Regions from separate parts of the Homo sapiens genome. Here all the other regions are linked to region 1. A link is a contact called in ENCODE Hi-C or POLR2A ChIA-PET data. All regions are on one chromosome and are shown on one strand. Each heading gives the region's core, a stretch centred on a gene start or an enhancer-like site at or near the end of the contact. The rest is flanking DNA. Distances are from core to core; before and after follow the strand shown.

Region 1 (2,975 bases), core at 391-2,890:
CACTTTTTCTACATAGCCACAATTTGTTTTTTGTTGTTGTTGTTTTGTTTTGTTTTGAGACAGAGTGTCACTCTGTCACCCAGGCTGGAGTGCAGTGGCACAATCTCAGCTCCCTGCAACCTTCACCTCCCAGGTTCACCTCCCGCCTGTAATCCCAGCATTTTGGGAGGCCAAGGCGGGTGGATCACCTGAGGTCAGGAGTTCAAGACCAGCCCGGCCAACATGGTGAAACCCCATCTCTACTAAAAAAAAATACAAAATTAGCGAAGCTAATTCGTGGCAGGTGCCTGTAATCCCAGCTACTCAGGAGGCTGAGGCAGGAGAATCGCTTGAACCCGGGAAGGCAGAGGTTGCAGTGAGCCAAGATCGCGCCATTGCACTCCAGCCTGGGCTACAAGAGCGAAACTCCGTCTCAAAATAATAATAATAATAATAATAATAATAATAATAATAATAATAACAAGAGCGAAACTCCGTCTCAAAATAATAATAATAATAATAATAATAATAATAAACCACATCACACCCACCACAAACCAGCTGTCAGTGTGAAAATAAAGCCAAATAGCTTAACATTTCTAAAGACTAGCTGGGGCTAGGCATGATGGGTCAGGCCTGGAATCTCAGCACTTAGGGAGGCCAAGGCGAGAGGATCACTTGAGGTCAGGAGTTCAAGACCAGCCTGGCCAACATGGTGAAACCCTGTCTCTGCTAAAAATACAAAAATAAGCCAGGTGTTGTGGCGGGCTCCTGTAATCCTGTAATCTACTTGGGAGGCTGAGGTGGGTGAATCGCTTGAACCCAGGAGGCGGAGGTTGCATGAACTGAGATCGTGCACTCCAGCCTAGGCAACGGAGCAAGACTGTCTAAAACAAAGACTAGCTGGAGAATCCTGCCAGGAAAAGGCCCTCAGACTCCAACTGCTCTGCTCACTCGAAGCTGGAAGATGCGGCTCTAGAGACGCATCAGGACCAAGCCACGACTCCCCACTTGGAGAAATCAACGCGGAAAGAGACGGAGGCAAAGGAGAACCATCGCACTGGGAGAGGCGACGCTGTTTGACACATCGTCCCTGTACCTCCCAAAGCCACTGCCCTCCCACACCTGGGCAACAGTGGCCCCAACCCCAGGCCCAGCCCTCCTGCAGGAAGGAAGAGGACTGAATGGAGGGCGTGGCAGACTGAAAGGACGTGGCCTCCTCAAACCCCTTGGTAAAGGGCCTCTGGGGCCACCTGGCAGGGAGGGGCTGGCACACCAGGAAGTAGCCTCCTCCCGGGAGTTCAGCTAGAGCCCAGGTCCTGTCCCCAAGTGGCCTCCAGAGCCACCTTTTCTGAAAAAAGTACATCCTGCCCACCCCTGTTCCCCCTGCTTAAGGCCCCGCGTCCTCCCTGAGCCTCCTGCTGGCCTCTCACCTAGAAGCGGGGGTAGTCCTCGGCCCTCCAGCCAGGGGGTGCAGACCTGGATGTGCTGGAAATGCTTCTGGTGGATGAGGCGGCTGTAATACTCCCTCAGAGGCCCTTTGCCTTCACAGAGAAAAGCAGACACTGCCATGGACCCGTCTCTCTCCGTGCCACGTGGCCCCAGGCCCAAGACACTCCCCCTAGGAGGGATCCTTTTCCCAGAAGCTCCACCCCTCGGCAGCTCCAGTCAGGCCCCATCCGGGCCCTTCCAGAAGCAACCCAGGAGCCCCGAGACCTGCAGGGATGTGTGCACCCTGACCCCTGACGCATAGCCCTGCACCTGCAGCCAGCTGGCCTCGGGCTTGAAAACATGGCGGGGTAAGCACTGGCCTGGCACCCGACCGCCCACTGGGTGGACCCAGCCTTCTGTCTGTGTTGTGCGCAGGGGACACGAGGACTCCCGCTGCCCTGACACAGCCCCCAGATCACATGGCGCAGGTTCCAAGCCGCCCCTGCCCTGCCACAGCCCCCAGAGCACACGGCGCAGGTTCCAAACCACTCCTGGGAGCCTAGAGGCCAAAGGAGGGAGGAGAGCAGGACCAGCAGCTGGCCCAGACCCCGCCTCTTCCCACACCGCTTCTGCTTTTCCCCCTCCTCACTGAGTCATCTTGAAAGGGCTCAGCAGCAGTAACTGAGGGACAGGGGCTCTTCCGTTTGAAAAATTAAAAGAGGCTTGGTTAAGGCAACAATGACATGACCGGGCACAATGGCTCATATCAATAATTCCAGCATATTGGGAGGCCAAGGCAGGTGGATCACCTGAGGTCAGGAGTTCAAGACCAGCCTGGCCAACATGGTGAAACCCTGTTTCTACTAAAAATACCAAAATAAGCTGGGTGTAGTGGGCACCTGTAGTCCCAGCTACTCGGGAGGCTGAGGCATGAGAATTGCTTGACTGTGAGACGCGGAGGTTGCAGTGAGCTGAGATCACACCACTGCACCCCAGCCTGGGCGACAGAGACTGTGTCTCAAAAAAAAAAAAAAAAAAAAAAAAAGACATCAATGAAGAAACAAGAAAAAAAAAAAGATGCTTGGAAACTACTGAAAAATTAGAAAGCTTGGTATGTACAGATTCACATCTGGGCTCCCTGCCCTGCTGTGAAACCCTCTGAGCTTCAGTTTCCCACATGTAAAGCAGTATAAGACCCTATGGCAGAGAGCTGCAGTGGGGATTAAGGAGACAAGATCGTGGGAAGCACAAGGTAAAGGCGGCGTGCCCCTCCCTGGACTCCAATGCCTGGAGTCTCAAGACCAGCTGAAAAGGGAGCCAGGCACTGAAGGACAAAGCGGTGTTGACTTTCTTCATCTGTGTTTCCCAGTGCGCTCCAATTCACGGTGGTTTCCAAGCGCATTCTGGAGGAGAAAACACATGAGTGTGTGGTCAGGGTTCTCTGCTGACAGACCTACCGTGGGGAAGAAAGAGAAGCTCTGAAGATGGATCATGGCCGTGACTGCATGTCAAGGAGAATCTCCATGATGACACGGAGGCCTACGTCGAGATAGAGTAAATATGGT
Region 2 (3,361 bases), core at 719-3,218, 160 kb after region 1:
GAGAGAGACTACATCTGGAAAGTGGAAAGAGGATAGCTAGGTGTTTAGGAAATTTTGGTTTTTACTTTAATCTTCTCATATTTAATTTTTACCATGGGGAATTAATTGTTTTTATAAAATATATTTTAATTAGATATATATGTACATATATGATAATCCTACATTTTATATGCTTTCTGGATACCTATATTATTCAATATTTCCAAATATTGGAGGAAAGAAAACCCAAAATAATCAATAGGATTATATGTACTAACATGGAAGTATGTTTTGATATATTGTTAAGTAAAAAAGCAAGACATAAAATCACACATAAATTACCATCCCATTTATGTTCAAAACTACCTTTTAGAAAAATGTGTGTTAGGCCGGGTGGGGTGGCTCACACCGGTAATCACAGCACTTTGGGAGGCTGAGGCAGGTGGATCACCTGAGCTCAGGAGTTCAAGACCAGCCTGCCCAACATGGCAAAACCCCATCTCTACCGAAAAAATATAAAAATTAGCCGGTTGTGGTGGCACATGCCTGTAGTCCCAGCTACTAAGGAGGATGAGGTGGGAGAATTGCTTGAACCTAGGAGGCAGAGGTTGCAGTGAGCCAAGATGGTGGCACTGCACTCCAGCCTGGGCGACAGACTGAGGCCCTGTCTCCAACAAACAAAATGTGTGCTATATTCAGAAAAAAAAAAATCAGGAAGAATGAACACTAACCTATTAAAAATAGTTACTTCGAGCAGTGGAATTGAAAAGAAAATCTTTCATTTTTTTTACCCATTATAATTCTGTATTATTTCAATTTATCTCTTCTAGAACAAAGTATGTTCTATTTTTGTAATTAGATGATGACAATGGAAATAAACTAATAAATACTACTCAACTCTTGGCATTTTTCTTTTGATCTTTCTGCCTCAAAAATATTCCGTGGTGACTTGACTGCAAACAAGCAGAGGAGCAGATATTATGGTTTGGACAAGTTGATTAATATAGACTGAAGCCTATATCACAGACAACAGTGTTCAAATACATTTGACCCAAATAAACTTTATTTTATATGCATATATCTAAAAGAGTATATGCATATATCTAAAAGAATAATATAAGAATTATTTACAGCATAGTATTCATTAAGCAGGAATTACCTTCAGTCTTCTGTACTCCTTCCTGATGAAACAGCACCTAGACTCCAGCCTGTTCTCCAGTGACCACTAAGCTCTCCCACCTACCTCCCCACCTACCTGCCCTCTACCACCTACCTGCCTTTGACTAGGCTCCACTTATAGCCTAAGCAGCTTTTCACCTTTTTCTGTCTCTAGAATTCCTACAGGTACTTAATTAAGTACTTGCCCACATCTTATTTCTATCTTAAGACTCTCCTAGATTGCCCTGGGTTATATATACCCCTGGCTAGAGTGTTCTATTATTTTACTTCTATTGTTACTTCTATTATTATAGCCTAGTTTGTATTACAGCTTTGTGTGTATATGTATGGGTACATATTCCCACTCGATTGTGAATCTCTGGAGATTAGAATATAGCTTAATTCATCCTGATTTTGACATGGCACCGTTTTTCACATATATCAAGCATTTCAGATATGTTATTTGAGATTAATTAAATGAGTTTATTCAGGTCATTCCTCCCCAACCACTCCCCACTCCAACCCTCACATCTCATAGAGTCTTTTTTTTTTCATTTCTAAACAAAACCTATAAAGTTGAACCCTATGTACAGAGGTACCCTCTCTCTAACCATTCTCTGTGTGCTGCAGAAAATGTCTCAGGATTATAAACTCCTACTTCTGTTTTCCTGCTTTGCCTTTCTAAGCCATTTAGAAATGACTCACTTTGAAACTCTTCCTGTGAGGTCAGATAGTGGTCTAGAGCATAAGACTTAACTTATTGCCGGAAACAGAGAGAGAACAGAAGAAGAGAAAGCTCAGCAAATTTTCTTGCCATACTTCATGACTTCACTGTGGCTAAGTGTGGGGACCAGACAGGACTCGTGGAGACATCCAGGTGCTGAAGCCTTCAGCTACTGTCTCAGTTTTTTGGTAAGAAAACCTAGACCTACCTGATGACTTGTGCTTAGCCTGTTTTGCTCATTATAGGTAATGAGTTTGAGTGTCACTATCTTCTATTTCCCCTATTCCTTCTCTGACTTTGAATTCTTTTATCTTATCTCTATGTCTAACTTCCTTTTTCTAAATATTCCACATTGCATTTGTCTTTGCTTTTAATATTTTCATAGTGGAATTAATAGTGAATTTTTACATCATTTCTTTCCTTTCTTTGAATTGGCTATGTATTTCACCCTGAACTTTGATTCCAGCTGTCCCCATTAATTTGTTTTTCAAATAATTGATTGCACTTTTTTTCCCTTTCCATTTCCTCTTTCTTTTTTTTATTCTTTTGCCCATTCCTTATTGCTACTGACTCTGTTATCCTATTACTACAATTTGATTCTGGGGTCCACTTTTCTTTCTCTATCACAGTGGAATTTTAGTTTCAGGATATTAATTACCTTTAAATTACGGCTGGTCAACTTAGTAATAATTTTTTTTAATCCTCTACTAATCTTAAACACATAAAGGTATGGTATTTTTAGCCAAATTAACTTGAAGAAATGTAAAAAGTAATCTTGCTCTGCAGGACTTTTTTTTTTTTTTTTTTTTTTTGAGACAGAGTCTCACTCTGTTGCCCAGGCTGGAGTACAGTAGCATGATCTCAGCTCACTGCAACCTCCGCCTCCCAGGTTCAAGCGATTCTCCTGCCTCAGCCTCCTGAGTAGGTGGGATTGCAGGCACGTGCTACCACACCCAGTTAAATTTTTTTGTATTTTTAGTAGAGACAGGGTTCCACCATGTTGGCCAGGTTGGTCTCAAACTCCTGACCTCAGGTGATCTACCCGCCTCTGCCTCCCAAAGTGCTGGGATTACAGGCGTGAGCCACCACACCCAGCCTTGTTCTAAAGGACTTTTAATCCCTGACTCCTACATACTTTCATTTCAAAACAGATAATAACAATATTTAACATATAGCTCATGACAGATAACTCTATTTTTATTAAAATTTTGCTGTTTGCAGTCCCTGCTACTTCAGTTCATGCAGTTCTCGGCAGCTTCCCCTTTATTAGCAATACCATATATCTTTTTTTTTTTAATGTGATTTTTTTTTTTTTTTGGTAGTAAAAACAGCATTTGCCTAACAGTCCTCGGACCTGAAATCCAAGAACCTCCCTAGTAATGATTATATGCTTGTAATCTAATTTGCTGAGTTTCACTGTCAAACTTGAGAAATAAAAGCAGAGAAAACGTAGGCTGGGCACAGTGGCTCATGTCTGTAACCCCAGCACACTGTGAGGCC
Region 3 (3,203 bases), core at 346-2,845, 230 kb after region 1:
TCCAACTCTATGTTGCTTCCACCATTATCCTATACCCTTAATATCCGTTCCCATACCTCTTCTCCAGATGGCTGTTTATATAAATTAGAGAACTCAAACAGTTCTTTTCAAATGTAGCACACCTTGAGATAGAGTCTCGCTCTGTCGCCCAGGCTGGAGTCCAGTGGCGTGATCTCGACACACTGCAACCTCCGCCTCCTGTGTTCAAGCAATTTTCATGCCATTTTTTTTTTCTTTTTTTAGTAGAGGCGAGGTTTTACCATGTTGACGAGGATAGTCTTGATCTCCTGGCCTCAAGCGATCTGCCTGCCTTGGCCTCCCAAAGTGCTGGGACTTCATGTGTGAGCCACCGCACCTGGCCAAAAGTTGCGTTCTTACCAGAGAATGTGACGGGGGAAGGGAGTGCCCAGGAGTTGCTCATTTATGCAAGGAAGCGTTTAGGGTGATGAATCAAAGAATTTAAGTCGGGTGATGTGGAAAGTAAAAATAGAAGAGTGATGGGCAGTGAAAAGTTGAGAGGGTTAATAGTGTAGAGATCCTGCTTCTATCAAGAAATGGTTAGAGAGGAAGTGATGGTCAGTGTGAGATGCAAAATAATACAGGTTTTACAAGCAGCCTTTTTTTTTTTTTTTTTTTTTGAGACGAACTCTTGCTCTGTTGCCCAGGCTGGAGTGCACTGGTGTGATCTCAGCTCACTGCAACCTCCACCTCCCAGGTTCAAGCAATTCTATGCCTCAGCCTCCTGAGTAGCTGGGATTACAGGCACCTGCCACCACACCCGGCTAATTTTTGTATTTTTAGTGGAGATGGGGTTTCACCATCCCGGCCAGGCTGGTCTTGAACTCCTGACCTCGTGATCCACCCACCTCAGCCTCCCAAAGTGCTGGGATTACAGGTGTGAGCCACCGCACCCAGCCGAGCCCATTTATTATAAATAACCAGGGCTAGGGTATTAACCATGGGAATAAATGACTGAGGTGGACTGGAAAACAAGATGATTGGAAATGAGTGGACAAGAAACTGACGGCCAGCCTATTCGATGAATTGTCTCCATGCATCATGGAATAGCCAGGACTGATGACAGTAGGAATGGTGTAAACTAAGAGAATGAATCAGGCTTCTAAATTTTCAGAGAATGTGGGGGAAGTGACCCAGGAGATCAGCAGATTATTACAATATCCTGATGGCATGCACTGAAAAGGAGCTGAGTTTTTAGGGGATGAGCAACAGTTTGAAGTAGGCAAAGAGCAGCATCGTAAGAGTTACAAGCGAAATGCTGAACCTACCCTGTAGTACTTTCAGAGAAGTGAGATCCGCTAACTTGAAGGATCAGGAAGGGGATCATGGTAAAAGTGGCATTTATATGGACTTTGAAAGATGAAAAGAATTTTGTGAGAAATAGATTTGGAAAGATAATTCCAGGCAGAGAGATGCTACTACCAAAGAAGGAAGTGACACTGTTCTGCCCACGCCTGGTGCTTTTGCAAATCCGCCTCCAGAGCCCGTTGCTATGGTGCTAGTAACATCCTTGGTATTACCAGAGCTGGTTAGCAGTTGGCCACCAGGTGGCAGTGTATATCTTTGCGCCATCCCTCCCAGTACTGGCCTTGGAGAAAAACTGGAAGTGAGAATTAGCATAGGTGCAGCTGAGGTGAGATCAGTGGCTTGTGGATTGTGTATTTAGTTAGGCCTGAAGAAGCAAAGCCCTCAGAGAAGAGGATAAATTTGGGAACATTTAGGGAGAAGATCAGGGAGAAGATAAAAGGAAAGGAAATTGCGAGAGTATAATGAGGCCTGAAAAGTAGCAGAGGGCTCTAGGAGGGACAGCCATGTCCTCTTGGCCATTCCTTGAGGAACTAGTTGGAATAGGCACGCCGCCCTAGACTTTACAAAACTCCGGAAATACACTCTTGGAACCAGAGGTGACAATTCACTGAATGAGGATTACCCCAACCAGCCACAGCGGGAAATCCTTGGAGAAGGTGTGCGCTGATTGGATCAGAGACCCGAAGGGAAAGAATCCCAGCTTGAAGAACCAGTTTGAATGTCAAGACTCCAAGAATCACTGCAAGAAAAACAGCCTTGTGGTGAAGATTCTAGGATTTAGGATCATTTCCAGATGAGAATCCACAAATGACTCACACAGTCTTTCTGAGGTTGTTAAACAGATTGCTTCCATCAGTATTGAGTCAGGAATTGAGACTGCTCACCACTGCACTTACTTGTCAACTATTTTCATAAATATTAGTTGTTTAAAGAAAGCAGCAGCCAAAAAGAAGAACCAGAGAGGGGAGATGTGCAGATTGGCAGTGCAAGGTGAGGAATAGGCACTAGAGCAACATTGAAAGAGAGTTTGGAGCAATGGCCTTCTTCTTCTTCTTTTGGTTTGTTTACTCAGGTAATAATTAAAAAAAAAAAAAAACTATGTATTTCCTCTACACTGTTTGTTTTTTTTGGGGTGGTGGGACGAAATCTCGCTCTGTCGCCCAAGCTGGAGTGCACTGGCGCGATCGCAGCTCACTGCAACCTCTGCCTTCCGAGTTCAAGCGATTCCTTCCACATGTTTTTAAGTGACATCTAAGAAAATTTTTTTTGTGTTTAAGTAGCTTCCAGGGATTAATTTCTGCTGTCCGGTATTTGGTATACATGCTTTCAGGGCCATTGCTAGCTTTTCCAGTGCCTTTCTGCAAATTAGGCAAAGGTGCCCTTCTGGGAAAAAGCAGGTTTTCTAGGAATGGTACCCCTGTGTAAAGAAAAATGTGCTCCTTCCTCTGGATGAGGAGGAGAGCCTGGCCAGTGGATTGCAGGCTGTATTTCAGCCTCTACATATCCCACAAAACTGCACAACGAAGTTTCAGCCCTTCACTTGTCCCCAAAGCTGTACAAACCATACACAAAAGCTTTGTAGATTTTAAGTTAAAAAACAAACAAACAAAAACCTTGGCATACAGACAAAGATCATTCAGTTTATAGAAATATAAACTAAATGACAAAGCTACTGTTTGTAGGCAAACCTGTGAGCCAAATCTTTTGGCTTTGGAAGCCTGACTTCTTTTTTTATCTCAAATAAAAATATTAATATATGTCCCTATAACAATTATCTTCTTAATTTTTTTTTTTTGAGACAGAGTTTCACTCTTGTTGCCCAGGCTGGAGTGCAGTGGCGCAATCTCAGTTCACCGCACCTTCCGCCTTCTGGGTTC

Evidence for each region. Hi-C counts contacts between places; a loop is a spot of excess contacts on that map. ChIA-PET counts read pairs that join two places held with the same protein, here RNA polymerase II (POLR2A). Pooled maps may share reads with other maps.
Region 2: a loop to region 1 is called in a pooled map, with 2.3 times the contacts of the local background. The contact joins the promoter of C3AR1 here to the promoter of FAM90A1 in region 1. A Hi-C loop is called at or near these places in 1 of 50 pooled maps. POLR2A ChIA-PET finds 5 or more read pairs at or near these places in 2 of 52 experiments (GM12878 and activated T-cell).
Region 3: a loop to region 1 is called in a pooled map, with 2.5 times the contacts of the local background. The contact joins the enhancer-like site here to the promoter of FAM90A1 in region 1. A Hi-C loop is called at or near these places in 1 of 50 pooled maps. POLR2A ChIA-PET finds 5 or more read pairs at or near these places in 2 of 52 experiments (Caco-2 and endothelial cell of umbilical vein).

What each region holds. Positions count from the first base shown.
Region 1 is chr12:8,226,283-8,229,257 of GRCh38, reverse strand. FAM90A1 (family with sequence similarity 90 member A1) reads left to right here and starts at 1,640. Exons shown (of 7, transcript NM_018088.3): 1 at 1,640-1,778; 2 at 2,780-2,975. It also overlaps the pseudogene ALG1L10P. RefSeq lists an enhancer at 2,029-2,078.
Region 2 is chr12:8,064,966-8,068,326 of GRCh38, reverse strand. It overlaps C3AR1 (complement C3a receptor 1), which reads left to right and starts at 1,968. Exons shown (of 2, transcript NM_004054.4): 1 at 1,968-2,049.
Region 3 is chr12:7,993,768-7,996,970 of GRCh38, reverse strand. It overlaps the pseudogene RPS20P28. Among named protein-coding and RNA genes, the nearest start is that of FOXJ2, 37 kb to the left of the region's middle. RefSeq lists an enhancer at 1,311-2,232. Within about 2 kb of position 1,595, at least 10 of the 41 ENCODE cell types and tissues checked have a DNase peak (open chromatin) inside an H3K27ac peak, as active enhancers do.